3 separate regions of the Homo sapiens genome follow, and all the other regions are linked to region 3. A link is an interaction called in ENCODE POLR2A ChIA-PET data of the cell type or tissue named here. Cell type or tissue: GM12878. All regions are shown on one strand. Links, peaks and the distances in the headings refer to the core of each region. The heading gives the core; the rest is flanking DNA.

What was found. ChIA-PET counts read pairs that join two places held together with the same protein. Peaks named below come from ENCODE experiments on the same cell type or tissue, not always from the same donor. Only the 100,000 strongest peaks of a DNase experiment are listed, where the experiment ranks them.
Region 1: POLR2A ChIA-PET joins it to region 3 with 5 read pairs; 4 of 35 experiments call an interaction of 5 or more read pairs at or near these places.
Region 2: POLR2A ChIA-PET joins it to region 3 with 6 read pairs; 6 of 35 experiments call an interaction of 5 or more read pairs at or near these places.

Annotation. Positions count from the first base shown.
Region 1 is chr1:40,701,809-40,712,129 of GRCh38, forward strand. The region is part of intron 1 of NFYC (nuclear transcription factor Y subunit gamma); the gene reads left to right. Among named protein-coding and RNA genes, the nearest start is that of NFYC-AS1, 15 kb to the left of the region's middle. RefSeq lists a silencer at 7,006-7,055 and an enhancer at 7,098-7,724. In GM12878, for the core only: no CTCF peak of the experiment used is centred there; a DNase peak (open chromatin) is centred at 7,413; H3K4me3 peaks cover 1,100 bases; H3K27ac peaks cover 948 bases.
Region 2 is chr1:40,234,419-40,244,739 of GRCh38, forward strand. It overlaps RLF (RLF zinc finger), which reads left to right. Exons shown (of 8, transcript NM_012421.4): 8 at 1,374-6,503. The coding sequence ends at 6,029. Among named protein-coding and RNA genes, the nearest start is that of TMCO2, 8.4 kb to the right of the region's middle. RefSeq lists an enhancer at 7,389-7,438. In GM12878, for the core only: no CTCF peak of the experiment used is centred there; no DNase peak of the experiment used is centred there; H3K27ac peaks cover 364 bases.
Region 3 is chr1:40,381,504-40,391,030 of GRCh38, forward strand. All of the region lies in intron 1 of SMAP2 (small ArfGAP2), which reads left to right. Among named protein-coding and RNA genes, the nearest start is that of SMAP2, 13 kb to the left of the region's middle. RefSeq lists an enhancer at 4,242-4,511. In GM12878, for the core only: no CTCF peak of the experiment used is centred there; a DNase peak (open chromatin) is centred at 4,328; H3K4me3 peaks cover 4,031 bases; H3K27ac peaks cover 4,675 bases.

The DNA.
Region 1 (10,321 bases), core at 2,532-7,531, 320 kb after region 3:
TTTCCTAAGCCCTAAAACCTTGCAAGATGTTTTAGTGCAGGAAACTGGCCTCGATGGAGTTGAATAACTAGCACGAGGTCACTCACCTAAAAAGTGGTGAGGAGGGATTAAAATCTAAATCTGTTTAGCTGTAAAGATTGGGCTTTTTTTCTTGCTGCTGCACATGACTGCTCTCTCTCATGTTGCCTTTACACATCCCTGTCAAGTGTTCAAACAGCCCGTGCCTAACAACCCCATCCATAGCTTCTGAGGAAAGTTGTGTCATCTTTGGACAGCTCTGAGAGCTGAAGCGAGTCTTTGCAGAATAATTTCCCATCTATTGGTCTTAATTTATGCTTTGGAGAATATAACTTATTTTCAAAAAACAAATAATTCAGAATTTGTCATCTCCTTAAGGTCCATTTATTAGTTTATTTCATTCCTTCATTCACTGATAACCATTTACTGAGCACCAGTGCAATGTTCCTTTATTCTAATGACGTGGTCATTGCTCAGAATGTTTCTGGGCCTTTTTTGGGGATTATCTTCAGAACTTTTTTTTTTTTTTTTTTCGAGAGGGAGTCTCTCTTTGTCACCCAGGCTGGAGTGCAGTGGCGTGATCTTGGCTCACTGTAACCTCCGCCTACCAGGTTTAAGCGATTCTCCTGCCTCAGCCTCCCGAGTAGCTGGGACTACAGGTGTGTGCCACCAAATCTAGCTAATTTTTTGTATTTTTAGTAGTGGTGGGGTTTCACCATGTTAGCCAGGATGATCTGGATCCCCTGACCTCGTGATCTACCTGCCTCGGCCTCCCAAAGTGCTGGGATTACAGGTGTGAACCACCGCACCCGGCCTATCTTCAGAACTTCTATCAGATTATTTTGAAGATGTGTGAACATATTTTTGTTTGTTTGTTAAACCTTGAAGGTGGATTGGATTTGAGAAATAGCTACTAGTTGTTCAAGACCAAGTTGGGTGAGAGATAATGGGTCAGAAATTATAATCTGGCAGTCCTCAATTTTCTTTGATTTGCTTATAATGTTTTTTGAGATGGAGTCTCACTCTGTTGCCCAGGCCGGAGTGCAGTGGCATGATCTCGGCTCACTGCATCCTCCACCTCCCAGGTTCAAGCGATTCTGCTGCCCCAGCCTCCCGAGTAGCTGGGATTACAGGCATGTACCAGCACGCCCAGCTACTTTTTGTATTTTTAGTGGAGACGGGGTTTCCCCATGTTGGCCAGGCTGGTCTTGAACTCCTGACCTCAGGTGATCCACCCACCTCGGCCTCCCAAAGTGTTGGGATTACAGGCATGAGCCACCACGCCTGGCCTATGTTTTGTTTTTTTTAAAACTTGAACCGAAACTTAAAATAGAAAGATTTGACATTAAAACAGTCTGTCTTTTACTTCTTAAAGAATCTGGGCTGGGTGCAGTGGCTCACACATACAATCCCAGCATCTTGGGAGGTTGAGGTGGGAGGATCACTTGAGCCCAGGAGTTTGAAACCAGCCTGGGCAATATGGGGAGACCCTGTCTCTACAAAAAAAAATTAAAAATTAGCTGGGTGTGGTAGCGCATGCCTGTGCTCCTAGTTATTCAGAAGGCTGAGGCAGGAGGATCACTTGAGCCCAGGAGGTCAAGGCTGCAGTGAGCTGTGATCATGCCACTGTACTCCAGCCTGGGCAATTAGCCCTAAAAAAAAAAAAAAGAATATGAAGCTCTTATTGCAGTTAACCACATTTCCTACATGGCCCTCTTCAGTTGGAGCTGTGTAGTGGTCACTCCTTTAGATGAGTCACACACTTGCCAGTTTTCCTCAATCCCTGCTACTCCGTTATTTCACTGACACTGTGGCTAAAATCGGATTTGATTTATATCTTTATGCTTTGGGGATATATGTAGATAAAAATAAAGACACTTGCTGCCTTCAAGAAGCCCTTCTTTGGTAATAGAGGCATGTTAAAAAATAGTTATGTGTACCTGCTGTATAATCAAGTGTATATTTAGATATTAATTGGGCACCTACCACATTCCAGATAATATGTTGAGTGCTTTCACTTATTTAAGCCTCAACACTCCTGTTAGTTGGTGTTATTGCCTCCATTTTACACAGGAGGAAGTGAGCTCAGAAATGGTTAAGTATCTTGGCCAATATGCAGCTAGTAAGCAGGTAGCTATGATTCAGAAATCATTCTCCCAACCAAGAGCAAAATTCTCACTTTACCTTCTTTGAGAGTATTAAAGCTTCAACCGTGTAACCAGAGTTACTGGTTTTGTCTCATAGTGATTTAAGTGTTTTTTTTTTTTTTGGAGACAGCTCTGTCTCCCAGGCTGGAGTGCAGTGGCGCGATCTCTGCTCACTGCAACCTCCACCTCCCAGGTTCAAGCAGTTCCCCTGCTGCAGCCTCTTGGGTAGCTGGGACTACAGGCGCCCGCCACCACGCCCGGCTAATTTTTTGTATTGTTAGTAGAGACGGGGTTTCACCGTGTTAGCCAGGATGGTCTCGATCTCCTGAATTCGTGATCTGCCCCCCTCAGCCTCCCAAAGTGCTGGTATTACAGGCGTGAGCCACAGCGCCCAGCCTGATTTGAGTGTTTTTTAGGGTAAGAAGATGCAGTTGTCTGGTGTAGAGGGCTGCTGAGATCCAGGACCAGGGAAGAATGTTAGCTGAAATCCTAGAGATTCTGTTAGGTTCTCAGTCCACAGTAATGACAGGTAGAAGAGAAAGCTATAGTAAGAGTGAATGGATTCAGCTGCCAAATGGAATTCAAGAATAATTTGGGTTCTCTTCCCACTGTGGCTTGAATTCTAAGGTAAGTGTTGATGAGAAGTAGGACTTGAGGTCTTTTCCTTGCAAACTGCCAAGAAGTAATAAAAACTACGCTGAAGACCTTCATAGAGTGTTAAAGGTCATGATTGGGTTAATCTGGTACATCCGAAGCAGAGTCGGAGGGCCAGCTTTTGGAACAGTGATCAGACATTTGGTGGGATTAGTGGTGAAAAACCTGGGTTTCCAGCATAAAAAGTGGAGAATTTTATGGCTCCTGGTAGTCTTCCCATACTGTCCTTTATGGCTAAGGAGTTGCTTTCTGCAGGCCTGCAGAATATGCTAGAGATAGAAGAGAGGTGTTTCTTCAAAGTGGCTTCAGGGCCTTAAGCAGGTCTTCTCCCTTTCTGAACCTTAACCGTCTATAAATCAAGGAAGTTGAATTGGATGACATTTAATACTTTCCATTTTTTCAATGCTTATTCAGGCATAGTACAATATGCTTTACATATATTACCTTGTTTAATCCTTAAAATGGCTCTCTGGTATACATGGTGATATCTATACATTACAGATAAGGAAACTGAGGCTCAGGGTTAGTACAGTGTCATATAATTAATAAGTAGAGTCAGAACTTGAAACTAACACTGCCTTCCAAGTGCTTAGTTGTTTTGCCATACTGGCACTAATTAGTAATCAGCGAGGTTGTGAACATGTTCTCCCTATTCTTCTGCTCCCCACCCCCACCCTTCACATGAGCTGCTTTTCCTTGTCAGCTGACTGGCCCTCAGGTGTTCTGGGGCTAAGAGAAGCTCCAGTACAGATAAGGCCTGTTGGCCTTCTGCCTTCTCTTCCCAGGATGGGAGTAGCTATTCAGAATCTGTAATCTAAACTTTTGAGAAAAGAATTACAGTACCTATAACACATCGTGTTAACATAACCAAACTCTTTATTTGGATGCCATTGTGAAATTGTCTCACAACCCCTTCAAATTTTAACAGTGTACTCTTGTTAATGATTTACCTAGTTGTTTCATGCTCTTATAAATGTGGTTTGTTACTGGTTAAATGGTCCTAATAATTTAGTAGTAAAATTTGTAACAATTTATAGGGTGATATTTGGTCATACCATTGGCTAGGTCTCTAACTGGCATATCAAATTTAACATTAGTCAGATTTTTAAATTTTAATATTTATTTATTTATTTACTTGAGGTAGAGTCTCACTCTGTCGCCCAGGCTGGAGGGCAGTGGGATGATCACGGCTCATTGCAGCCTTGACCTCCTGGGTCAAGTGATCCTCTGGTCTCAGCTTCCAAAGTAAGTGGGACCACAGGCGTGTGCCACCACACCTAGCTAATTTTTGTATTTTTTATAGAGATGGGGTCTCACTATGTTACCCAGGCTGGTCTCAAATGCCTGAGCTCAAGTGATCCTCCTTCCTTGGCCTCCCAAAATGCTGGGATTACAGGTGTGAGCCAACACGCCTGGCCCAGATTTTTAATTTTTAAATTTGTTGAAGTTGGATAATGGTTTATGCTATCTACACATATATATGGCACCTAAGAATTTCCATGGATGTGCCCTGAGGTGCTCCATGTCTTGGTAAGCAGTGTGGTGCAGCGGAAAGAGTACCACTCTCGGTGGGACCCAAGTTTGAATCCAGATGTATGGCTAGGGACCAGTTTTTGTAACTTCTTTGAACCTCACTCTTTCTCACTGGTAGAAGGGTATTGTAGTGAGAATTAGAGGGGTAAAGTCTGTAATATACCTAGCACAGAACCTGGCACTAGTAGGTGTTCAGAAATCATTTCATTTCATCATGGGAAATGAGTGGAATGTAGAGAAGTTAATATGGCAGAGTGATAGGGCAGACCACCTTGCTCCTATTTCGGGTCCCTGCTGAATCTCTGCACATGTCAAGGATGAGTTCTCATGTATGGTCAAATGAGGAGTTTCTAGAAAAGAGCTCGTCTACCTAGCAAAACAATTGTATTTTTCAGTCCTAGGATATTTAGCTTTGGTGGGAGGAAGCAGATCTAAGGAGATTGTTAAAGGCCTCAGGTAATGAATGGTGAGATGCTTGTATTTGAATGTGTTGCTAAAAAAAAATAATGAAAAGAAAAGAAAAACATGCTAATTGATTTTCACCACATTAGGAGCTGCCTCTTAAAAAACCGAAGCAGTTGGTCCAAAATCCATAAGAAAATCTTTGACTACCACTGGTAGACTTCAGCACCTTGGAATGTTTTCAATAACCACAGTGAGACTAGTAAGAATACTTATAATATCTCTTCTGAGATCAGCTCTGCTGTGCTTATTCTTAAAAATATGGGGCCGGGCGTGGTGGCTCATGCCTGTAATCCCAGCACTTTGGGAGACCGAGGTGGGTAGGTTTTCTGAGGTCAGGAGTTTGAAACCACCCTGGCCCACATGGTGAAACCCTGTCTCTACTAAAACTACAAAAATTAGTCGGATGTGGTGGTGGGCACCTGTAATCCTAGCTACTCGGGAGGCCGAGGCATGAGAATCGCTTGAACCCAGGAGGCAGAGGTTGCTGCGAGCTGAGATCGCACCGTTGTACTCTAGCCTAGGTGACAGAGGGAGACTCTGCCTCAAAAAAAAAAAAGAAAATTTTTTTATATATATATGGTAGAAGGCTGGGGTGCAGTGGCTCACTCCTGTAATCCCAGCACTTCAGGAGGCCGAGGTAGGTGGATCACTTGAGGTCAGGAGTTCAAGACCAGCCTGGCCACCATAGTCAAACCCTATCTCTACTAAAAATACAAAAATTAGCTGGGCATGGTGGTGGGTGCCTGTAGTCCCAGCTACTAAGTAGATCACTTGAACCCAGGAGGTGGAGGTTGCAGTGAGTCAAGATCACGCCGCTGCACTCCAGCCTAGGCAACAGAGTGAGACTCCATCTCCAAAAAAAAAAAAAAGAGAGAGAGAGAGAAAAATTTATCCTCGTCCAGGCACAGTGGCTCACGCCTGTAATCCCAGCACTTCGGGAGGCAGGGGCAGGAGAATCCCTTCAGCCCAGAAGTTCGAGACCAGCCTGGGCAACATGGTGAGAACCCATCTCTACCAATTTAAAAAAAGAAAAAAAAAAAACAAGAAAAGAAAGAAATAGAAAAATTAGCGGGGGTGGTAGCACACACCTGTAGTCCTAGCTACTCAGGAGGCTAAGGTGGGAAGATCGCTTGAGCCCAGGAGGCGGAGGCTGCAGTAAGCCGAGATCGTGCCTCTACACCCCAGCAACACCCCAGCTTCGGTGACAGAGCCAGACCCTATCTCAAAAAAAAAAAAAAAAAGAATGAAAGAAATAACGAATTTATCCTCTGGAATGTCAAACTCTGTGACTGCCCTAAATAAATCAGTTAGTCCATCAAATTATAATGTGCTTTTAGTAATACATCGTCAGCCCTCTGCATCTAAGGATTTAACCAACCATGGGTCAAAAATATTTTTAAAAATTGTGTCTGTACGGAACATATGCAGACTTTTTTTCTTGTCATTATTCCCTAAACAATACAGTATAACAACTACATATATAGCATTTACATTTTATTAGGTATTATACATAACCTAGCGATTATTTAAAGTATGGAGGAAGCTGGGCAAAGTGACATGCACCTGTAGTTTCACCCAAGTTGGAAGCTGCAGTGGGAAGATTGCTTGAGCCCAGGAGTTTGAGGCTGTTGTGCCCTGATTGTGCCTGCATAGCTACTGCATTGCAGCCTAGCAACATAGTGAGACACCATCTCTTAAAAACAAGTATACATGGGAATGTGCAAGTGTTTTATGCAAATACTATACCATTTTATATTAGGGACATGAGCACCCAAGGATTTTGGTATCCATGAGAGGGTTGGCTGGGGAGTATCCTGGAACCAGTCTCCCATGGATACCAGGGGATGATTGTATTCACTAATGTTCTAGCTTTTTTGTCATTCCCCCCAACCCCTTATCATTATATTTCCTTCTTAGGTTCCTGGTTGACTTTCTAGAAATGCCACTTCCATTGTCCCTGCCGCTAACTTCATACATTACCTTAAAATTTTCCTATTTAAATTAGTTTGTGTTTTAAAATAAAGTGCTTTGCCTTGATACCAGTCTGTGCCTTTAAAGTGCCACTAACATAATGACAGATGCCTTTTAGAAATCATGCAAACTATTGTATGGCCATTGGCATCACTCTGTTAGTGTTAAAGAAGCTGTATTTTCTTTGGATTAGCCCTACCCAGTTTTGTTTTTCTTCTGTTAATGCTCAACAGAAAACTGAAGATGGTCACAACTTTCCGACCTTGTGCACATTGCTTCTCTGGTCTATTGCCATAGGATACCGTAGCAGTATCTTACAGACATCTTTGATGGCCAATCAGAAGCAGTTAAATTACCTTAAATTTTTTAAATGGAACTCTGACAGCCAATAAGAAATCCCGTGGGTGGGAACACTAACAACCCTTTGGCTTGTTTTTAAGAACAATTCTAAATTTTCAATATTCTGTTTTAGAAGCACATGATGCCCTAGTGCAGCTGCTATGTGCATTTGCCAGACATTTCCACGCCTTAGAGTTCCCCATAGTTTGAAGTCTGAATCTGACCCCTGTTCTGCTTCTCAAGGTAACTTTAAAACAGGAAGTGTACAAAAGAGGTAACTGATGACGTGAACAGCCAATCGTGGCTTTGTGTTCTTAGCCGATAAAGCAGTTCAGCCAATGGGACCACTGTGGAGGCAAGGTTTGGTGTCAAATAGCATGCTAGATTGAATGCCTTTGACTGTTAAAGTGGAAGGAGGCTGCAGGGCTTCATTGGAGCCTCGGAGTTTTTCACTGAGGCAGGGGTCAGCTGAAAGACAAAGAAAAATGGCGAATAGTTTGTTGGGGGGTGGGAGGACAGCTGTTCGGGTTTTCAGTGGAGTGGACATTCCAGACTCATGTTTCTGCATCTCCTGCTGCCTTTTGTTTCCTCCGTCCTTTGGGGGGTAGGGATAGGAGTGACTTAAATTCTCCCAGTCGGTGGAGGTATAAATAACTACATGTAAAATTAATGCAGTTCCCGGTAAGTTTAATTCTTTGTTTTGTGTTGAAATGATAGAAACTGTTTAGCTTCAGAGAGTGTAGACAAGTTGCACTGTTCAGAAAATGGCCACTTTACATTCCATGCATACCTTTTGGTGCACCTAGAATACCTTGCTGTGTTTAGATTTTGCATGTCCTTCAACTAGGATTTCTTTCCTAGTTGGGTATCGACAAGATCAGGTACATGGAGAAAGGCTAATCATTTTTCAGGGGCACACAGAAGCAAAACACTTTTCTCTTTGCATTGGGTAAACTTAACTGTTTTCCAAATAATTTTCCTTTGTTCAAGTGCCCTGAAGCTTTCCTACGGAATAAGCTGGGTTGTTGTGAGAGTTTTTCTATTTCCATGCACTTTGTTGACATCTGTGTTTTCAGATATGGAAGCAACACTGTTGCTGTTAGAAATTTGTGTGAAAATACGATTTGCACTGCTGCAGGTTCTAATGGTGAAGGCCCACATGCCAGTGTGAAATTTTCCCATAACTTTCTTGATTTACCAGTCTACCTCTAGATTCTAATAAGTAGTAGTTAATGTAGTAACAATCTTTGTTTTTAATGCACATTTTAGCTTAGAATGCTGGTTAGAAATATCTTCACTTATATTGACAGTGATGAGCAAATATTTTTCCACAGATTTCACACATTTTGTCAGGTGTTGATTTAGTTCTTTAAAATGATGTGAGCAAAGTGCTTTCCATTTTTCCGTATTAAATATTTAAAATCCTGCAGTTTGTGAATAGGAAAGTTAAGAGTATAGGCACCCTATCTTTTGCCCTTGATATGTATATATTTTTCTCTTTATGGATATAAAGCTAATGTAGGTTGCTAATCAGTAACCAGCCAGTTCTCATGAACAGTGAAATCTTCAATCCCACATACTAAGATCTATAATACACCTGATTTTAAAATGCAATTCTTTGTTTTCTTTTTATTTGCAAATATGGAATGAAGGTCATTGGAACATTTCTGCAGCAGACTCAGTGTGGAGCCGTCAGCCAGCAGCACTTAGTCTCTGGGTACGGAAAAGGAGCAGGCCCTATTAGAGGAGAAGTTTCGAGGGTGTCGATTTGCCTTCCCTAGCTTCCCCTCTAATAAAGGATTTACCTTAGAGGACTGATAGGATTTAGATTCGGGGCTCTTGGAGTTGTAATGATATAGCAAGTCAAAGTTCCTGGATGCAGGCCTCTGTCGTTGCTTGCAAAAGTGACCTTGAAAAACTGCTGGGGAGTTGAAAGATTGAAGGACAAAGTTTGTTTATACAGATTTGGACTGAAAAGCTCTATTTAAGATGAAAAGAGACTGTACTTCTGATATTCAAGTCGAGTGGTTAGTAGGAATATGTTATAGATTCAGATTAGGAATTTTCAGGGAATAAGACAATAGGGCTGCATTCATTCTCTCTCCCACTCTTTTTACTTCCCTCCCCCCAGCAAAAAATTCTAAATTCTTTTGGTATGATAGCTGAGTGAACTGCCTAACAGATTCAGAATTCCTTGCATGCTACCTTGTCTTCTTTGTAATCTAGAGGGTTCTTAGTGAAGGGGATAGATAGTATTTTAGGAGTTCAGAGTAGTTGTATTTGTGAAAGTTTTGGGGAATTAGAATGCTTATAATAAGAAAATGTTCATTCTGGGAATTTAAGTCCTAAGATGAAGAAGTATGTGTTAAGGATTACATTTTAAGAGGTAGTTATTTTGATTTAAATTTATTTGTTTGTCATTGATTATTTATATGTTATCAGTTGTTCCAGATTATATATATGATTTTAAAAACAGTTGTAGGTGCTGACTTGACCCTGTTGGCCCTAGGAGAAGGCCTGCAGCAGGGGAGGCAAAAGTGAAGGTGTGGTACAGTATGAAGTAAACTATAAACTTGAGAACTTTGTGGATTTGGCTTCTTGGAAAGATGCCCAGTCACTGCCTCTAGCCGAGGTTCTTCACCATTCTCTTTGAGAATGACCCACTACCTGGAAAAATGCACATGGGCATGCCTGTACAAAACCTTTGATGACTAAGTTATTTTTTAGTGTATGTCAAATGGTATTTAACACTTCAGCCAGATAAATGTTTACTAGACAAATGAAGAAAACTTTGCTTCCAGAAAGAGCAAAGACCTTCTAGAGAGCTAACTCTAATTTAGGCCATGGGTGGCTGTGTGTGTAAGTGGGGGAGGCTTAGATGGGGTCTAGAGATATGGACATTTATTTACTCTGATCACAGTATTTGAGGCAGCATGGTACAGACCATTTAAAGTCAAGAGATCTGTGTTCAAGCCCCACTCACCTTTATCACCAGCTTTGTAGGTTTGGGCAAGTCAGCTATTTAGTGTTAGCTTCCTCACATGTAAAAATGGAACCTAAAAATAGTGTCTGATTTAGTGGCGAGTCTTGAATGAGATCATGTGTGTCAAAGTACTTTGCAAATTGTGAAGAGCTACATAATATTAGTTGTTACTAATCCAGACTATTTGGGGGATGAAACGTTTATGAAGATA
Region 2 (10,321 bases), core at 2,157-7,156, 150 kb before region 3:
TGATTTCTTTGTGTTCCCAGCATTTAGAATGAATGATGCCCAACACAGAATTAAATGCCTGGCAAATTGTTTACTGATTTAAACAGTGGAATTTACTCCATTATTTTACATTGTATTCTGTTAAATAGTTACAATGTGCCAGCGTTATTATTTCATCTTTATAACCTTAGGAGGAAAATCTGTTATTAACATTACTGTTATCATTTTACCAATAAGGAAACTGAAGTTTAGAGGTTGAGAACTTGTCACTTGTTGTGAAGCTGGGGTTCAAAGGCAGTCAAAGTCTGATTCTAAAGTCTCTGCTCATAGCAGTGCGTTTTAAGCCACTCTGACATATCTTGCTTTTCTTTGCTCATGTCATTTTTGTATTTTATTTCAGCCTCTCAGATAAAAAGAGTTATCTTGTATGTACCAAGCTTTTATCACATATGACCAGGTCTTCCTAATTTTAAACTAGTTTCTGAGAACCTGCTGCCATAGCAAGATTTCTGATTTCTGTTTTTTCCCTGGAAAGCTGAGATTCAGTACACCTGTGACGGTGACTATAAATTACCAGATTCTTTCAGGAGGAAATGGAAAGGATCATTTATTTTATCTTTGAAGTTTTGAAAAATCCAAGTGTTCATGATAGAGAGAATTTTTTTTTTTTTTTTTTTTTTTGAGACGGAGTTTTGCTCTTGTTGCCCAGGCTGGAGTGCAATGGTGTGATCTTGGCTAAACTGCAACCTCCACCTCCTGGGTTCAAGCGATTCTGCTGCCTCAGCCTCCGAGTAGCTGGGATTACAGGCATGCACCACCACACCTGGCTAATTTTGTATTTTTAGTAGAGACGGGGTTTCTCCGTGTTGGTCAGGCTGGTCTCAAACTCAGGTGATACACCTGCCTCGGCCTCCCAAAGTGCTGGGATTACAGGCGTGAGCCACCGTGCCCAGCCAAAGAGAATTTCTTAAATTGAATTTAATCTTAGACTCACATCTATACCTGTGTTTCCTGTTGCTGCCATTTTAAACCCTGCCCCTCTACTCAACATCATTCTATTTTGAATCCTCCAGTGACCTTTTTTATCCTGAATTTCTTTGGATTCACATGCATTTATTGTTTATGCATTCGGGGTACAGATAAATTCCTTGGAAGTAAGGAACTGCTTTAATACACAGTGCCTAGTAAATGTACATTGTTCGTAGTTGTAGCATCTAATTTAGTTCTTTGCATGTTGAGACAAGAAATATCTAAATGTAACTTTCATGAAGAAAGATTTAAGATAAAATTTAGGAACTCTAAAAGTTTTTACAAGCTAAAATTCCTTATCAGTGAAAGTTATATAATCTTTCTGTATGCAAAAAAATAATTTTTTTATCCTCTTTTACTTACAGGCACAAGATGCTGGTCTTGGGGTGTCAATTTTACTGTGTGTCAGAGCTCTTCAACTCAGATCAAGTGAAGATGAGGAAATGAAGGCATCAGTTTGTAAAACAATTGCCTGTCTTTTACCAGAAGATTTAGAAGTTAGACGAGCCTGTCAGCTTACAGAATTCTTAATTGAACCCAGTTTGGATGGATTTAATATGTTAGAAGAACTATATTTGCAACCAGATCAAAAATTTGATGAAGAAAATGCACCGGTTCCAAATTCTCTTCGATGTGAGCTCTTACTAGCTTTAAAAGCCCACTGGCCTTTTGATCCTGAGTTTTGGGACTGGAAAACTTTAAAACGACACTGCCACCAACTTTTAGGACAAGAAGCCTCAGATTCTGATGATGATTTAAGTGGCTATGAAATGTCCATTAATGACACAGATGTTTTAGAGTCATTTCTCAGTGACTATGATGAGGGTAAAGAAGATAAACAATATAGAAGAAGAGATTTGACAGATCAGCATAAGGAGAAAAGAGACAAAAAACCTATTGGCTCTTCTGAAAGATATCAGAGGTGGCTTCAGTACAAGTTTTTCTGTTTGTTATGTAAGCGGGAATGTATAGAGGCTAGAATTCTTCATCATTCTAAGATGCATATGGAAGATGGAATTTACACCTGTCCAGTTTGTATTAAAAAATTTAAGAGAAAAGAAATGTTTGTTCCTCATGTGATGGAGCATGTTAAAATGCCACCAAGCAGAAGGGACCGCTCTAAAAAGAAATTACTGTTAAAAGGCTCTCAAAAGGGTATTTGTCCTAAGAGCCCCTCTGCAATCCCAGAGCAAAACCATTCATTGAATGACCAAGCCAAAGGAGAGTCTCATGAATATGTCACATTCAGCAAATTAGAAGATTGCCACCTGCAAGACAGAGATTTGTATCCATGTCCCGGTACAGACTGTTCCCGTGTGTTTAAGCAATTTAAATACTTAAGTGTGCATCTTAAAGCTGAACACCAAAATAATGATGAAAATGCCAAGCACTACTTGGATATGAAAAATAGAAGAGAGAAGTGTACTTACTGTCGACGACATTTTATGTCTGCTTTTCACCTTCGAGAGCACGAACAAGTGCATTGTGGGCCTCAGCCTTATATGTGTGTATCTATAGATTGCTATGCTAGGTTTGGATCAGTAAATGAACTACTTAACCATAAACAAAAGCATGACGATCTGCGTTACAAATGTGAATTAAATGGCTGTAATATTGTTTTCAGTGACTTGGGACAGCTTTACCACCATGAAGCACAACACTTTAGGGATGCATCTTACACATGCAACTTCCTTGGCTGTAAAAAGTTCTATTACTCCAAAATTGAATACCAGAATCACCTCTCAATGCATAATGTTGAAAATTCAAATGGAGACATAAAGAAATCAGTGAAACTTGAGGAGTCTGCAACAGGTGAAAAGCAAGATTGTATTAATCAGCCCCATCTACTTAACCAAACTGATAAATCACATTTACCTGAAGATCTTTTCTGTGCAGAATCAGCTAATTCTCAAATAGATACAGAAACTGCAGAAAACCTGAAAGAAAACAGTGACAGTAATTCTAGTGATCAGTTAAGTCATAGCTCTTCAGCTTCAATGAATGAAGAGCTAATTGACACACTAGATCACTCTGAAACTATGCAGGATGTATTGTTATCTAATGAGAAAGTCTTTGGGCCCTCCAGTTTAAAAGAAAAATGTTCCAGTATGGCAGTTTGTTTTGACGGGACTAAGTTTACCTGTGGTTTTGATGGCTGTGGTTCCACATACAAAAATGCAAGAGGAATGCAGAAACATTTACGGAAGGTTCATCCATACCATTTCAAGCCCAAAAAGATAAAGACGAAAGATCTGTTTCCCTCTTTGGGTAATGAACATAATCAGACAACTGAAAAGTTGGATGCAGAACCTAAACCCTGCTCAGATACAAACAGTGACTCCCCAGATGAAGGTCTAGATCACAATATTCACATTAAATGTAAACGAGAACATCAAGGTTATTCCTCAGAATCCTCCATTTGTGCTTCTAAAAGGCCCTGTACAGAGGATACCATGTTGGAACTTCTGTTACGCTTGAAACATTTAAGCTTGAAAAACTCAATAACACATGGATCTTTCTCAGGGTCATTGCAGGGGTACCCATCCAGTGGTGCTAAGTCTCTTCAGTCAGTTTCATCTATCTCAGACCTTAATTTTCAGAATCAAGATGAAAACATGCCAAGTCAGTACCTTGCACAGTTGGCGGCTAAGCCGTTTTTCTGTGAGCTTCAAGGATGCAAATATGAATTTGTGACCAGAGAGGCTCTGTTAATGCATTATCTTAAAAAGCATAATTATTCAAAAGAAAAAGTCCTTCAGTTAACCATGTTCCAACATCGGTATTCCCCATTTCAGTGTCATATTTGCCAAAGGTCATTTACAAGAAAAACACACCTTAGGATTCATTATAAAAATAAACATCAAATTGGCAGTGACAGAGCAACTCACAAACTATTAGATAATGAAAAGTGTGATCATGAAGGCCCATGTTCAGTAGATAGGTTGAAAGGTGATTGTTCTGCAGAACTTGGAGGTGATCCCAGTAGTAACTCTGAGAAACCACACTGTCATCCTAAAAAGGATGAATGTAGTTCTGAAACAGATTTGGAATCATCTTGTGAAGAAACAGAAAGTAAAACATCTGACATTTCATCACCAATAGGCAGCCATAGAGAAGAACAAGAAGGAAGAGAGGGCAGAGGTAGCAGGCGAACTGTTGCTAAAGGAAATCTGTGTTATATTTTGAATAAATACCACAAACCATTCCATTGTATTCATAAAACTTGCAACTCCTCATTCACCAATCTAAAAGGCTTAATTCGCCATTACAGAACTGTACATCAGTACAACAAAGAACAGTTATGTTTGGAGAAAGACAAAGCAAGAACCAAAAGGGAACTTGTCAAATGTAAAAAGATATTTGCTTGCAAATATAAGGAATGTAATAAACGCTTCCTGTGTTCCAAAGCTCTTGCTAAGCACTGTAGTGATTCTCATAACCTAGACCATATTGAAGAGCCTAAAGTACTTTCCGAAGCTGGATCTGCAGCAAGGTTTTCTTGTAACCAGCCTCAGTGCCCTGCTGTTTTTTATACATTCAACAAGTTGAAGCACCACTTGATGGAACAGCATAATATTGAAGGGGAAATACATTCAGATTATGAAATTCATTGTGATCTTAATGGCTGTGGCCAGATTTTCACCCATCGCAGTAATTACTCACAACATGTATATTACCGACATAAAGACTATTATGATGATTTGTTTAGAAGCCAGAAAGTAGCAAATGAGAGACTACTAAGGAGTGAAAAGGTATGTCAAACAGCTGATACTCAGGGGCATGAACATCAGACCACCAGGAGATCATTTAATGCTAAGTCTAAAAAATGTGGCTTAATCAAAGAAAAGAAAGCCCCAATAAGTTTTAAAACCAGAGCTGAGGCCCTCCATATGTGTGTGGAGCACTCTGAGCACACACAGTACCCCTGCATGGTTCAAGGATGCTTATCTGTGGTGAAGTTGGAGAGCAGCATTGTGAGGCATTACAAACGCACTCATCAGATGAGTAGTGCCTATTTAGAGCAACAGATGGAGAATCTTGTTGTTTGCGTTAAGTACGGTACCAAAATTAAGGAGGAACCCCCTTCTGAAGCAGATCCCTGTATAAAGAAAGAAGAAAATAGAAGCTGTGAATCAGAGCGCACAGAACACAGCCATTCCCCGGGTGACAGTAGTGCACCCATCCAGAACACTGATTGCTGTCATTCAAGTGAAAGGGATGGAGGTCAGAAAGGGTGCATAGAAAGCAGCTCAGTATTTGATGCAGATACTCTGCTCTACAGGGGAACTTTGAAATGTAATCATAGTTCCAAAACCACTTCCCTAGAACAGTGTAATATAGTTCAGCCTCCTCCTCCTTGTAAAATAGAAAATTCCATACCTAATCCCAATGGGACTGAAAGTGGGACTTATTTCACAAGTTTCCAGCTGCCTTTACCAAGGATCAAAGAATCAGAAACTAGGCAGCATAGTTCAGGGCAAGAAAACACTGTAAAAAATCCAACCCATGTCCCAAAAGAGAATTTTAGGAAACATTCACAGCCCCGGTCATTTGATTTGAAGACTTACAAACCTATGGGATTTGAATCTTCATTTCTGAAATTTATTCAGGAAAGTGAAGAGAAAGAAGATGATTTTGATGATTGGGAGCCTTCAGAGCACTTAACATTAAGTAATTCTTCACAGTCCAGTAATGATTTAACAGGGAATGTTGTGGCAAATAATATGGTGAATGACAGTGAACCTGAAGTTGACATACCTCATTCTTCCAGTGACTCTACAATTCATGAGAACCTGACTGCAATCCCACCTTTAATAGTAGCTGAAACAACAACAGTTCCTTCCTTGGAAAACCTGAGGGTTGTATTGGACAAAGCATTAACAGACTGTGGAGAGCTTGCCTTAAAACAGCTTCATTATCTTCGGCCAGTGGTGGTTCTTGAAAGATCTAAGTTTTCCACACCAATTTTAGACTTATTTCCAACAAAAAAGACAGATGAGCTTTGTGTAGGAAGTTCATAAGTAGCAATTTTGTTTTAGTAACAGACTGGCTCCAACACTGCAACATGGGGACATTTGCCAACTCGAACAAAGGCTGAGAAGCAGCCACACCGTTGTTTAGGGTAGAATAGGCTGTGTATTTACATGAATGTATAATATCTATGTCAGCAGTATTGGCTGAGTCCATTAGCTCTCCAGTTGGTTTAATGATTGGGTTTATTTTTGTTTGTTTGTTTATTAAAAAAATGGAACTGTACACTTGTTTGGTGCTAATTAATACATCAAAATATACTGGGGCTTCCTTTTTCAAATTAAGTGTGCATGATTGTATATGGAACAAATACTAAGGTCCCAGGGTGGGAGGGCTAGGGAAAGGGATATGGAGTTCTTACTTGACTTGAATGTGCACCTGAGGGTGCTTTGTGTAATATATTGTACACTACAGCATCTTATATTTTTTGAGTTGAGTTTCAATAAATTACAATTTTTCACCCATTCGTTGTTTACTCATAATGAGCTTTCATGCCACATGTAAACTGAAATTGCACTTGTATTTTCTGAAATATGCCATTCACATTTTACCCCAGTAATTTTTTTATTTATTATTAGCTAAATCATTCAGAACAAGGTTCTTTTTTTTTTTTTTTTTTTTAAGACAGAGTTTCGTTCTTGTTGCCCAAGCTGGAGTGCAATGGTGCAGTCTCGACTCACTGCAACCTCCTCCTCCCAGGTTCAAGTTATTCTCCTGCCCCGGCCTCCCAAAGTGCTGGGATTACAGGCATGAGCCACCGTGCCCATCCCAGAACAAGGTTCTTTTTATCTTAAAATTTTTGTTTTTGTGGAAAGATAATTCTGAGATTAATTAGCTGCGGGAGTCAAGATAGCTCCCAGAGGATGTCCAGATGTTGGCCGAGTAGAAAGGAGAGGATATGCCAACCTAGAACATGAAGGACGTAGCAAATTCAGAGGGCATGTTTCTAGGAAACTACAAATAATTTGATATGCTGGCAATAAAAGGGGAACAAGAGAGTGACATCATTGTAGAGATAGCAGGAACTAAATCATGAAGACTAAGGAGTTTGGATTTGAGTCTATAGGCATATATCAGTTGAAGTGTGGAGTGCTCACTTGATTTGAGAAGCTGAAATTGGAAACAGTATACTTGAAGTAATTGAGGCAAGCTTGGTGAGTGTATTTACTGACAATTGCAGCAGAAGGCAGAGTAGATGAAGTATTTAAGGAGACAGGATTTTGGGGGCTTGGAGAGTGAAGGAAAAGATTTGGTACTGATGCAACCATTTTAAGTAGGTATACAAAGAAGGAATGAATATTTGGGAAGATAATGGAAACCAAGGTGAGTTTGGCTTTTAGATGTGTTGAGTTTCATTGGACTGTGGGATGTCTGTCTAATGAGGATAGCAGTATATCCTTTTAATACAGCAGCTTCATTTCCTGTTGCTTGTGAAGTTTTCAACTACTTTCATTAGCTAGTAATGAAGTGACTCAGACAACTAACATCTCTTTCTCATCCTTGTGGTTAGATTTTTTTTTTTTTTCAACGGAGTCTTGCTTTGTCGCTCAGGCTGGAGTGCAGTGGCGCGATCTCGACTCACTGCAACCTCCGCCCCTCCAGGTTTAAGCAGTTCTCTGCCTCAGCCTCCAGAGTAGCTGGGATTACAGGCTTGTGCCACCACGCCCGGCTAATTTTTTGTATTTTTAGTAGAGACAGGGTTTCACCATCTTGGCCAGGCTGGTCTTGAACTCCTGACCTCGTGATCCACCCTCCTCGGCCTCCCAAAGTGCTGGGATTACAGGCGTGAGCCACCACACCCAGTCTATTGTGGTTAGAATTTCAAGACCTTTTCTCTGACTCTTAAACCTTATTTTCTTGTTTTGTCAGCTCTTCAGGAATTTCATTCTGTCACCTCACCCTGAGTCTAAAGCACTCCCATAACCAAGTCGTTTATTGTCTCAGATCCCAGTAGGTAACAGAGGATTCTGAGAAATCCAAGTGATCTGAGTAAGACTCTGTTGAAAGAAGTGGCAGAAACAAGGATCTTAGAGACTGAGACCAGTATTGTTTCTTTGGAATCAAGCTAATTTCTTCAGTGGCTTTAATTTCCTCACTTACGAAGGGAGGAGGTAGAGGTGAAAGGTCCCTTTTTGTGATATGAGCATGAGAAGCACCTGTAGGCCTAGTAAAAATTCCTCATACGAGAGAGATGGTTAGTCCAGAGTAAGAGAAAGCTACTAAGACTGAACTATATCCATTCAACCACACAGAACTTGTAGCCCCTGGAAGGACCAAGTGAGGCCATTCACAGTGGAACTAAACCTAGATTTTAAGAACCCAATTAGGCCGGGCGCGGTGGCTCATGCCTGTAATCCCAGCACTTTGGGAGGCTGAGGTGGGCGGATCATGAGGTCAGGAGATCAAGACCATCCTGGCTAAGACGGGGAAACCCCGTCTCTACTAAAAATACAAAAAATTAGCTGGGCATGATGGCACACGCCTGTAGTCTCAGCTACTTGGGAGGCTGAGGCAGGAGAATCGCTTGAACCCGTGAGGCGGATGTTGCAGTGAGCCGAGATCGCGGCATTGCACTCCAGCCCAGGTGACAGAGCGAGACTTGTCTCAAAAAAAGTAAAATAATTCAAGTATAAGCCTAAGTAGTTGATCCCAAGATCACTGTCTATCCCAGTTAGAGCAGCTTGCATCATTTGATCTTTATTAAAGACTTTTGGCTGGGCGCGATGGCTCGCACCTGTAATCCTGGCACTTTGGGAGGCTGAGGCGGGTAGGTAACCTGAGGTCAGGAGTTTGAGACCAGGCTGACCAACATGGAGAAACCCCGTCTCTACTAAAAATACAAAAATTAGCTGGGTGTGGTGGCAGATGCCTGTAATCCCAGCTACTCAGGAGGCTGAGGCAGGAGAATCGCTGTTGGACCCTGAAGGTGGAAGTTGGAGTGAGCTGAGATTGCACCATTGCACTCCAGCCTGGTCAACAAAGCAAGACTCCATTTCAAAAAAAAAAAAAAAAAAAGACTTTCCTGTTTAAACCAGCATGAGTGACTATACGATAATACAGGGCAAAGGGTTATTTTTTTAGCTTGTAGTAATCATTTTAACTTGATATCTCTGGAATTTGTCCCAACCCTGGCACAGACCTGAAAGCACTGACTTTGTTTTCAAAGCTTTTTCAATTCAAGAGTGCCTCCAAAATGGTGAGTAGGAATGAAGACTTCCAGACACTTCTATTCTTGCCTTTACCCAGAATTCTCTTGCTTCAGTGTTTTCCCCATTTTCATGAGCCCATGTGTGAAATAGGGTAAGGAACTGTGGAGGAGAAAGTTTTTTATTAGCCTTCCTCAGGGTATTCCATTCTCAATCTATCCTTTCTCAGTCCCAAAAGGCCTACTGAGCTGAACTGCCTAAGACATAATCATTCACCAAATATTTAAATACACACATTTAAAGAGATACAATTCCAGATGCAATGGGAGACAAAAAAAAAAAAAAGTTGTCAGGGCCATCAAGAAGCTTTCACAAGGTGAAGGGAGGGCTGGAGTATCTCAGAACATTGTTACTTAAAGTGTGGTAGTGGGCCAGCAGTATAGGTGTCACCTAGGAGATTGTTATTAATAAAAATGCATAAATTCAGGCCCTACTCCAGACCTACTGGACCAAAATGTGCGTGTTAGTAAGATCTCCAGGTGATTCTTAGGCACAGAAAAGTTCTAGAAGCACTGGCCTGGAAGTGGAAAGTACTGTGAGAATTCAGGGTAATTGTGCTTTTTAGCATTTTACATAAAATTATGTTGTTGAATTTTCATAATCCTATGAAGTAGGTGCTGTTACTATATTTGACAAAGAACGAGATGAAGTGTCTTGCCTGGCTGGCACAAATAGAGGTGGAGCCCAGTTTCCAATCTCTTCTGACTAGAAGAATGTCAGAGAGGGACATTTAGTGTAAAGGAATAACAGATGGAAAGTTGCAGGTGGTATTTGAAGTACCAAAAATACCACAGTTCTGTAATGTGAGTGTTGTTTGTGAAGGTGAATAGTGGGAAATACAATTTGAAGTGTAGGTGAAAGCCAGGTTATTCAACTCAAACTCCACAGTCATATGGTGCTGACATTTCTTCATTTGAGTATAGAGATGGGAAACGTGCATATTTTTTTCTGTGAATAACATGTAACCTACGAAAAAGGCAAGTTTTCTTTTCTGAAAGAAACTTACTCATTTTTGTTATTTTTTGAGGCGAGGTCTCATTAGGTTGCCCAGGCTGATCTTGAACTCCTGAGCCCAA
Region 3 (9,527 bases), core at 1,724-6,723:
GGGAACAGAATGTGCAAAGCCTCGAAGGTGCACTGTTTTGTGTGTGTGTGTGTGCGTGTGGGGATTCTTTAGTATATTTTGACTGCATGTTGAGGAGTGATGAGGAGTAGAGTTTGACAGGTAGTCAGGATACTGTAAGGTTAAAACCTGAGCTCTGTGGTTGACTTGCTTCGTGGCATTGAGATTTTGAATATGCACTGTGCTTTAGACTTCCTGTTGTGTAAGAAGCCCATAGTATTGTAGGTCCACCTGCTATTCACATGGGGTTATAAATATTGCAGGCATGAAACGCTTCCTGATCGCTGAATAGTAAGAAAGGTCTGAGCATGGTGCCGATTAAATTCTCCATTGAAATGTACCTTTGTGGGTACATTAAATTATTTTAGCATAAGTCTAGTGAAGTGCCAGCAGTAGATACTATGTTATTTCTGGAGCTCTTGATGTTGATTTTTGAGGCTGAACATGCTCTTAGCCTCAAGCAGGTCATATTTGGAATACCTGATGTGTGCTCCTGGTTGCTCAGTGCTTAGGATGCATAAACAGGTAGCTGCAGTCTCATCTCTCAGTATATATACTTTTCAGCAAATCTTTTTTTTCTAGATAAATTGGAAAACTACCTTTTTTCTGCATTTTTCATCTGATGTCATTATGGTATGTAGGTGGCAGCTTTCTTGGGCACAGTTGTCTATATAACTGTTCATCACATGAGTCATTGTCTGTTTCTGTTCTTCTGCCTGAAAATTCCATCTTGGAAATCGTGTCATGCAATCGGTGACTGCGACATTCTACTTGTTATGTACACTGCCACTGGCTTTGTATGTTATGTTGATGGACTCTACCTGTGCTACAGTGAAGGGATAAAGTGACTTATTAAATTGAGTCAGACTCAGTTCCTCCAAATGGTATTTCCTGTAAAAATGATGCCAAGCAAGATTCTGCATAAAACATGCATATGCTTTACACTGTAAGCATACAGTGCCTACCTTTTGTTATTGTGTCTGCTTAAATCCTTACCACAGTTGTACTCCTGTTTGATCAAGTGGCCAGTTTAACTAGATACTAGCTTTGAAGAAGTTCTGTATTGGCCCCTGGAATGTGACAGTTCATACCACATTGAAAAGGTAAGAACCAAGTCTTTGTAGAGTAGAACACCTTAAAGTTAATCCACTTTTACCAAATTCCTCTATTGTTAAAGCAACAGTCCTATATTGGCTAATTTTTAAAATCATAATGTGCCACACTTTACACATCCCTAGAATGTAAGCTAGGGGGCAGGGGCCTATGCCTGTTTTGTTCACTGTAGTGTTCCCAGCACCTAGAACAGTGCTTGGCACAGACCAGGCTCTCAGTAAATATTTGTTTGAATGCATGAATTGATTTTATCATCTGTAAATGTTTTGTTTCATATTAGAAGAGACCTTTTCTAGGTTATCTGAATAATTGTTTTAATTCTTAGGAAAGCTATTAATTTTCTGAAAAATAAGTTTTAAAATATGTTTGGAAGGCCCTATGTCAGTCAAGGACCAGTCAGAGGAACAGAAGCCACTGTTGGTCTTATAAGCAGAGGGAATTTAAAATAGGGAGTAGGTTACAAGGCTGCTAGAAGAGCCAAGAAGCTGAACAGGGGCTGGTGAGGCACCCATTCGATTAGCAATGCCTGGGAACTACTATGCCTGCAAGGAAAATAGTGCACTGGTGTCACCAAGGGCTGGAAGTCCGAGTGGTCTGGTGTGAGCGGAAGCATGGAAAGAGGAGCAGTCTGGTGGCAGCTGGAAGTAGGCCGAGTGAGAGAGCGTATTACCCTGGCTGCTCCCTGCTCCTGCCTCTTATCCTCCTCAGTGCCTCCCATTGATGGAACTTATCCTGAAATCAGTTGGCAAAGGGAGCCTGGGAGATGTAGTTCCCTGTGATCAAGCGGAGCAAGGGAGGGATCCCAGCGCAAACAGGCAAAGACACAAAGGCACTGAATTCTCCAAGATGTAATTTCTTTCCCCTTATAGTATTTGAATTATTTTGGACAAGAGAACGGAAGGGTTTTCCGGCAGATATAACATTGCGTGCTTCTAAAGGATCTTGACTGTTGCTGAAACAATTATTAGTCCCAGGAAGTAATGTAACAACTCAGTCATAGTTTATATACTTAGGGGGTATGACTAGGCAAATTGGCTCCTGTATTGAATATGTATTTGACTGTTGGCTGCTGCCAGGAGCAACTTATCGTTTGGTTACTCAGAAAATAAGTTCCCACCCTGTCAATTCTGGGAAGTCTTAGGTATGGTGTATCCACATTGAGTATATCTACAACTGGACAGCTTGAGTTAGTCACACAGAAGCCATACACAGAAAATGTTGAGGATTGCAGCGTTAAAACATGGTACAGCTCACTCTTTTTTTTTTCTTTCGTTTTTCTGGAGACAGAGTCTTGCTCTGTTGCCCAGGCTGGAGTGCTTTGATGCGATCTCAGCTCACTGCCTCCTCTGGCTCCCGGGTTCAAGTGATTCTCATGCCTCAGCCTTCCAAGTAGCTGGGATTATAGGTGTGTACCTCCATGCCCAGCTAATTATTTGTATTTTTAGTAGACACAGGGTCTCACCACATTGGCCAGGCTGGTCTCAAACTCCTGGCCTCAAGTGAGCTACCTACCCTCCTTGGCCTCCCAAAGTGCTGGGATTGCAGATGTGAGCCACCAAGGCCGGGCCTCAGCTCAGTGTTTTCTTTACAGTTAAGGTAACTGCAGTGTGGCTGTTTTATCTTGTGCTGCATGTTAGTTTAACTAGTCTTATTGATTTGTTTGTTTTACCCCACAACTTCAGATAAGTTTGCACTGGGTGAGGGAGGCAAGATCACTGGGTCTGTTTTCTTCTACCCTGACCTGAAAAAAATATTTTGTCTTGTAAGGAATGTTGCTGCTGCTCCATTTAAGGGCAGAGCTTTCCAAGTTGTGGCTACTTGTTTTCTACGTGATTATAAAAGTGTCTAATGAGTTATATGAGACAAGTTCAGCCCTTTCTAGAAGTGCTTTTTTTGTCAATCAGGTCACCTGCATTTGGGCCCTTGCTATATTAATGGAATTGGTGGAACTAGGCCAGCAGAGTTTTCAGTGCAGTGTGAGTATGTTTGCTTTTAGGCTGTTACTTCCCACAGAGGCCACAGATAAAGGACTCTCGTTGTTTGAGTGAAGTTACCAACTGTAACAATTGCATAGGTTTCCTTGTTTCTTTCTTTTCTCCAAAAAACTCATTTCCTCTTGGCAGGTGTTACTATAATTCACAGGTGTAATGAAAATGTAATTTGGGATTTGAAAAAGCATATCAGACTGCTTCCCAGAGTACCAGTTCTTTTCAGCTGGTCCATTTCAACTTAAGAGGTCCATCTATGCATTTTTGAAGCTTCATATTTAATAAATATAATATTTCACTGCTGTGTTTGACTATTCCGTTTCCCACACTTTCTCCTTCCCTACCCCACTCTTCTGGATCCTGTGTTTCCCCACAGGCTTTGTGAATGCCGGTCCACTGATGGCTGAACTGCAGGTCTCTCCCCAGTGGAAAGCCCCAGAGATGAGCCAGATCTGCCTCAGCTGTGGCCATCCGTCAGCGTAAGGTTGCTCTGGTGGTCGTCTTCAGTTTGTCCAGCTCTTCCCCTTATCCCCCATCCTCCCTCATGTGTGGCTGAAGCTTGCCCTGGAATCCCACCTTTGTAGCATGTCACTCGGTAGTAGTAGAATTTTATTATTGTTGCTTTTTTTCATTTTCAATTAATGTTAAGTGATTCTCTGACAAATTTTGTTGACCATAGCCCTCTTTTCCCCTCAGTTCATAGATTTCCTATAGGAATTCTGGTTTGCTTTTAAATACATATAGAATACAGTTTATTTAAGTTCTGGATTTCATAAGCTTACTTGGAAAATACTTTTTTAAAAAAAACATTTCAGGTCAAAGCTTCCAAAAAGAAATTTCTTAATCTGAAACAATGAGAACTGGGTTCCTCAGGCCTCATGTCATTTCCCCTCACCCACAAATCAAATGTGTAATGCTCTCATTTTATGATGTATTGAAACAGTGAAGCAAATGCGAGAGGGAGAGAGACCTACTCTCAGCTGTAGCTGATAAGTGTGTCCTAGCATGGTGATTTGAGCAAATAGAGCACCTTTTCTTTTCCTTTTCTTCAAATAGCCATGCTGTCTTTTGCAGCAGTTGCTGGTGACGGAATACCATAAATCCCCAGGCCTCTACCACAGAGCTTACATCTTTAGATGTGGGTTTACATGTTAATCCTACAATGTTATTTCACCTCAGTGGTCTGAAGTGCGCACACAGTACATTTTGTTCTTTAACTTCCTCTTTTCTTGTCTAACTGGAAGTCCCCAAATGTGTGGATTTAGAAATGAGTTCTCTAGTGTTTCTAGTTTTGAGTTAAGGAAGTTTTGTCTTGATATTGTTTAGGTGGTTGTTTTTGTTCTGTGCCTTCAAAAATAATTTCTTACAGAATTTTCTGTGTGAACTGGTGACATCATATGCTGTAGTGTAAAGCTTGTAGAGAAGGGGGCATTGGTGTCTTTTTGTTGTTGTTGACACTTTATCACTCCTTATAACTGACACAAACCCTGAGAAGAGAAACAGGAAGGAAACTCCCTGTTCTTACCATGATGCTTTTGTTCAAAATAGCTGAAAACAGCAGAGCTGACGGAAACCAATTTGAGTGTGACAGCTGATTTGAGAAAGAATGAATTAAGAGATTCAGGCTCTTCTGCTATGTTGAAATCATTTTTACTGAAAGATTAGCTGTTTGGAACAGGGATTGACTTTGTCTCTCTGAAAGTAGGCATGAAGAGTTCGGTTAGAGGAACCGTTACAGATGGAGGAGAAACTTGAGGAAAGGTCTTTCCTGTAGTGTGACTACAGTATTAACATTCCCAGATTATATGAAAGAGAAAGGAAGCTTCATTAAATGAAACATTGGAATCAGGAAGACTCCGGCTTGGCTCCCTGAGCATTCTAACTTGTTCTGAGCCTAGTCTCGACAGAAGTAGCCTGACACAAGTGGCTCAGATCAAGGGTCCATATTACGGGCAGAGTAAAAATAGGTCCCAGTTTCATTAGACTTCTCATACATTTAAGGAAAAAAAGATTTGTTGCCATAGGAACAGACCAGTTGTTTTCTGTCTTGTGGGATTTTAGGAGCTGGGGAGATAGGAGGATCCCTGTGCTTATAATCTAAACATCAGTAAATGCTGGTTTTTTTTAAAACAACAACAACTTTATCTTTTATGATTCTGAAACCTATCCACGATAAAAATCATTGGAAAGTATGAAAAATATAATGATGCTGAAGGTATTTTTCATAATTCTTTTTTTTTTTTTTTTTTGGAGACAAGGTCTCTCGCTCCGTCGCCCAAGCTGGAGTACAGTGGCACGATCTCAGCTCACTGCAGCCTCTATCAGGCTTAAGCAGTTCTTCTGTCTCAGCCTTCATAGTAGCTGGGACTACAGGTGCACACCACCACGTCCAGCTAATTTTTGTATTTTTAGTACAGACAGGGTTTTGCCATGTTGCCCAGGCTAGTCTCGAACTCCTGAGCTCACATCATCTGCCTGCCTCGGCCTGCCGGAGTGCCAGGATTACAGGCATCAACCACCATGCCCGGCCTTATTTTTCATAATTCTTATCACCCATTTACTTGAGCTTATACCATAATGATTTTATATCATTCTTTTTTGCTTAACATTTATTATAAGCTTATTTCATGACATTAAAAACGTGTAAATACCTTTATTGTATCCCAGCATTGGAATATGTCATTATTATCTCTTGCCCAATTGTTAATATTTGAATTTTCAATTTTTTAACAATACAAATAAGGAAGTATAAATTTTTGTGTTGTTGTTAGAGTGATGGGTTATTTATGTGTTCAGATTTGAGTAGTCAAGTGGGCCCTCTAATTTAAAAAGTTACCAAGGGGATTCTCTGGGTTGAGCCCACGTAGAGATGGCTTTGCTATGGGCATTATCATTCTGAACTGCTTCATTGCAGTAGATGTCTGCTGAGGCAAGGAATGGGGAATTCGGGAGAACCCTGGTTTCCCCATAAGGGACCTAAGGAACATAAGGGACATAAGGAACAGCTTTATGGGTCATACCACAGCAAGATGGGCCGGCACTTTCACATTGAGAGGTGACAGCGTGCTGGCAGCCCTCACAGCCCTCGCTCGCTCTCGGTGCCTCCTCGGCCTTGGCACCCACTCTGGCCGCACTTGAGGAGCCCTTCAGCCCACTGCTGCACTGTGGGAGCCCCTTCCTGGGCTGGCCGAGGCCGGAGCTGGCTCCCTCGGCTTGCGGGGAGGTGTGGAGGGAGCCAGCTCCGGGAACCGGGGCTGTGTGCCGCACTTGTGGGCCAGCTGGAGTTCCGGGTGGGCATGGGCTTGGCGGGCCCCGCACTTGGAGCAGCCGGCCAGCCCTGCTGGCCCTGGGCAATGAGGGGCTTAGCACCTGGGCCAGCGGCTGCAGAGGGTGTGCTGGGTCCCCCAGCAGTGCCGGCCCACCGGCGCTGCGCTGGATTTCTCACCGGGCCTTAGCTGCCTTCCCACGGGGCAGGGCTCGGGACCTGCAGCCCGCCATGCCTGAGCCTCCCCCCACCTCTGTGGGCTCCTGTGCAGCCTGAGCCTCCCCAACGAGACCGCCCCCTGCTCCACGGCACCCGGTCCCATCAACCACCCAAGGGCTGAGGTGTGTGGGCGCACAGCGCGGGACTGGCGGGCAGCTCCACCTGCAGCCCCAGTGCGAGATCCACTGGATGAAGCCAGCTGGGCTCCTGAGTCTGGTGGGGCCTTGGAGAACCTTTATGTCTAGCTCAGGGATTGTAAATACACCAGTCGGCACTCTGTATCTAGCTCAAGGTTTGTAAACACACCAATCAGCACCCTGTGTCTAGCTCAGGGTTTGTGAATGCACCAATCGACACTCTGTATCTAGCTACTCTGGTGGGGACTTGGAGAACCTTTGTGTGGACACTCTGTATCTAGCTACTCTTGGTGGGGATTTGGAGAACCTTTGTGTCCACACTCTGTATCTAGCTAATCTGGTGGGGATGTGGAGAACCTTTGTGTCTAGCTCAGGGATTGTAAACGCACCAATCAGCACCCTGTCAAAACAGACCGCTCCGCTCTACCAATCAGCAGGATGTGATTGGATGGGGCCAGATAAGAGAATAAAAGCAGGCTGCCCGAGCCAGCAGTGGCAGCCTGTTCGGGTCCTCTTCCACAGTGTGGAAACTTTGTTCTTTTGCTCTTTGCAATAAATCTTACTGCTACTCACTCTTTGGGTCCACACTGCCTTTATGAGCTGCAACACTCACCGCGAAGGTCTGCAGCTTCACTCCTGAAGCCAGCGAGACCACGAACCCACCGGGAGGAACGAACAATTCCAGACGCGCTGCCTTAAGAGCTTTAACACTCACCGCGAGGGTCCACAGCTTCACTCCTGAGCCAGCGAGACCACGAACCCCACCAGAAGGAAGAAACTCCGAACACATCCGAACATCAGAAGGAACAAACTCCGGACACGCCGCCTTTAAGAACTGTAACACTCACTGCGAGGGTCCACGGCTTCATTCTTGAAGTCAGTGAAACCAAGAACCCACCAATTCCGGACACAACATTATATACCTGATGTGCGGAAATACCCTTGCGCCATTGACTAGCATCTTATGTTGTTCATACAGTCCTCATTCACTTAAACTTAGTCCTCTAAGGAGGTGGATTAGAGGTCCTACATTAGTAGAAAGGAGGTAACAGCTACTGCATTATTATTTTTTTTTTGAAGAAGGGCCCTCAGACTGGAGATGAGGACAGGGACTGTGTTTTCATGTCTATCTGCATACTTAATGCACGGTGTCTGGCACATAGTGTCTATGTCCCTATTATGAGCAGCATTATTCTGTTAATGTGTGTTCAGGTCATATGCTTTGTTTTGTTTTTTGATAGTCTTCCTCATACTGTTAGCCCAGATAGCTGAAGATCTGTGACACCAGGAAGCTGAGCAGGTGAATCTCATGGTTGCTTTGTGGTAATTGCTTCTTTGTGCCATTTCATTTCTGTGCTTCTGCCACCTGTGCTGCTTTGGAAGCTGGAGCTAGACATGAAGCGAATCCTCTGCCCTCTCAGTAGGAGGTTTTGGTGTGACACATCATCCTGGGGAAAAATGTAGCATGAAGTGTGAAACAGGAGGCTGAAATAGCAGTCCTTTAGCCCTTTTGTGGGATGGGAGTAAATATTTAGACGTGGTTCTCAGGTGCTGTAGAATTTAATAACCTTGCAGCAGTTTTAGAAACTCCTTGTGCCCACTGGAACAGGTTCGTTTAAAGAATCTTACTTGGGCTCTTTTGAAATTGTGATGCCCCCACCTCCACCCACTCCCCTCCCCCGCCCACCCCCAGACCTGCCCTGAGTTCATCTGCCTAATGTTCCCTTTGCAGGATCTTTGTACTCACATGGCTGGTATCTTTGCCCCACCCCCTTATGCCATATATTTTGACCTCATTGTGTTCTATTCTGAAACGCCTGGGTTTTGAAACATCGTGGTGAATGTTTTCTTTTTCAAAGGGCAAATCTCCATCTTTTGCTCTCCTCCCTTAAGCCAGGGCTGTTTTGATGACTGATATTCTGCACACCACTGGACTAACCAACCATCTGTACTTTGATCCCAGAATTCATTTTGATTCTGCTGTTTGTTTAGAACTGAAAGCTTTCTAGCTTGTTTGGATGTGGTTGTGATTCAGTGAAACTGGCACTGATTTTCCATCTGTTTGCCATTGGTTGGGACTTCTCCAATGTGTTAGGAAAGCTGCTGTGCTGAGTTGCGAAGAGAAATTCACATGTCCATGGTCTTGCACAAGGGCTCATTTGCTCACTTAGAAGGTTTTATGTAGAGCCTCTGCCTGGGTGAAAGACATGAGCTTCCCTGGAAACAATTGAAAAACATCTTCTGCCTGGCCACTCAGTCTTGAGCTCTAGTAGGTTACACTGTTTTTCCCTTCTGGGCTTCTTTTTGAGGAAGGGGAGTGTGGATGGGAAGAAATCTTCACAATCAGTCTCAGATTCCCAGCAGCAGAGAGTGAATTGTATGTTGTAATAATAAAAAAAAGAATACCTAAAGAACAAGATATCAATTTAGTGACCATTATTGAGCATTTACTATGTATAACACACATTTGGGTGTGTAAAGGTGATTCTAATTTCAGTCCAGCTGATCCTTTCTTCTGTGAACTTGGGCAAATGACTTGACCTCTCTAGGCCTTAGTTTCTCCAACTGTGCTTAGACTAGATCATTCCTAAGGTTTGTTACAATTTTAGAATTTTGTACTCTAAACGTGTATCTGTTTGTTACAGAACAAGAGAGGCTTTTCCACAAAATTGACATATTCTTATGTCTCACTTCAAACTAAATGGCTTAAAAATGGTTCCTCTAGAGCAGGATTTCTCAACCTCAGACTATTGACATTTTGGGTGATTCCTTGTTGTGGGCACTGTC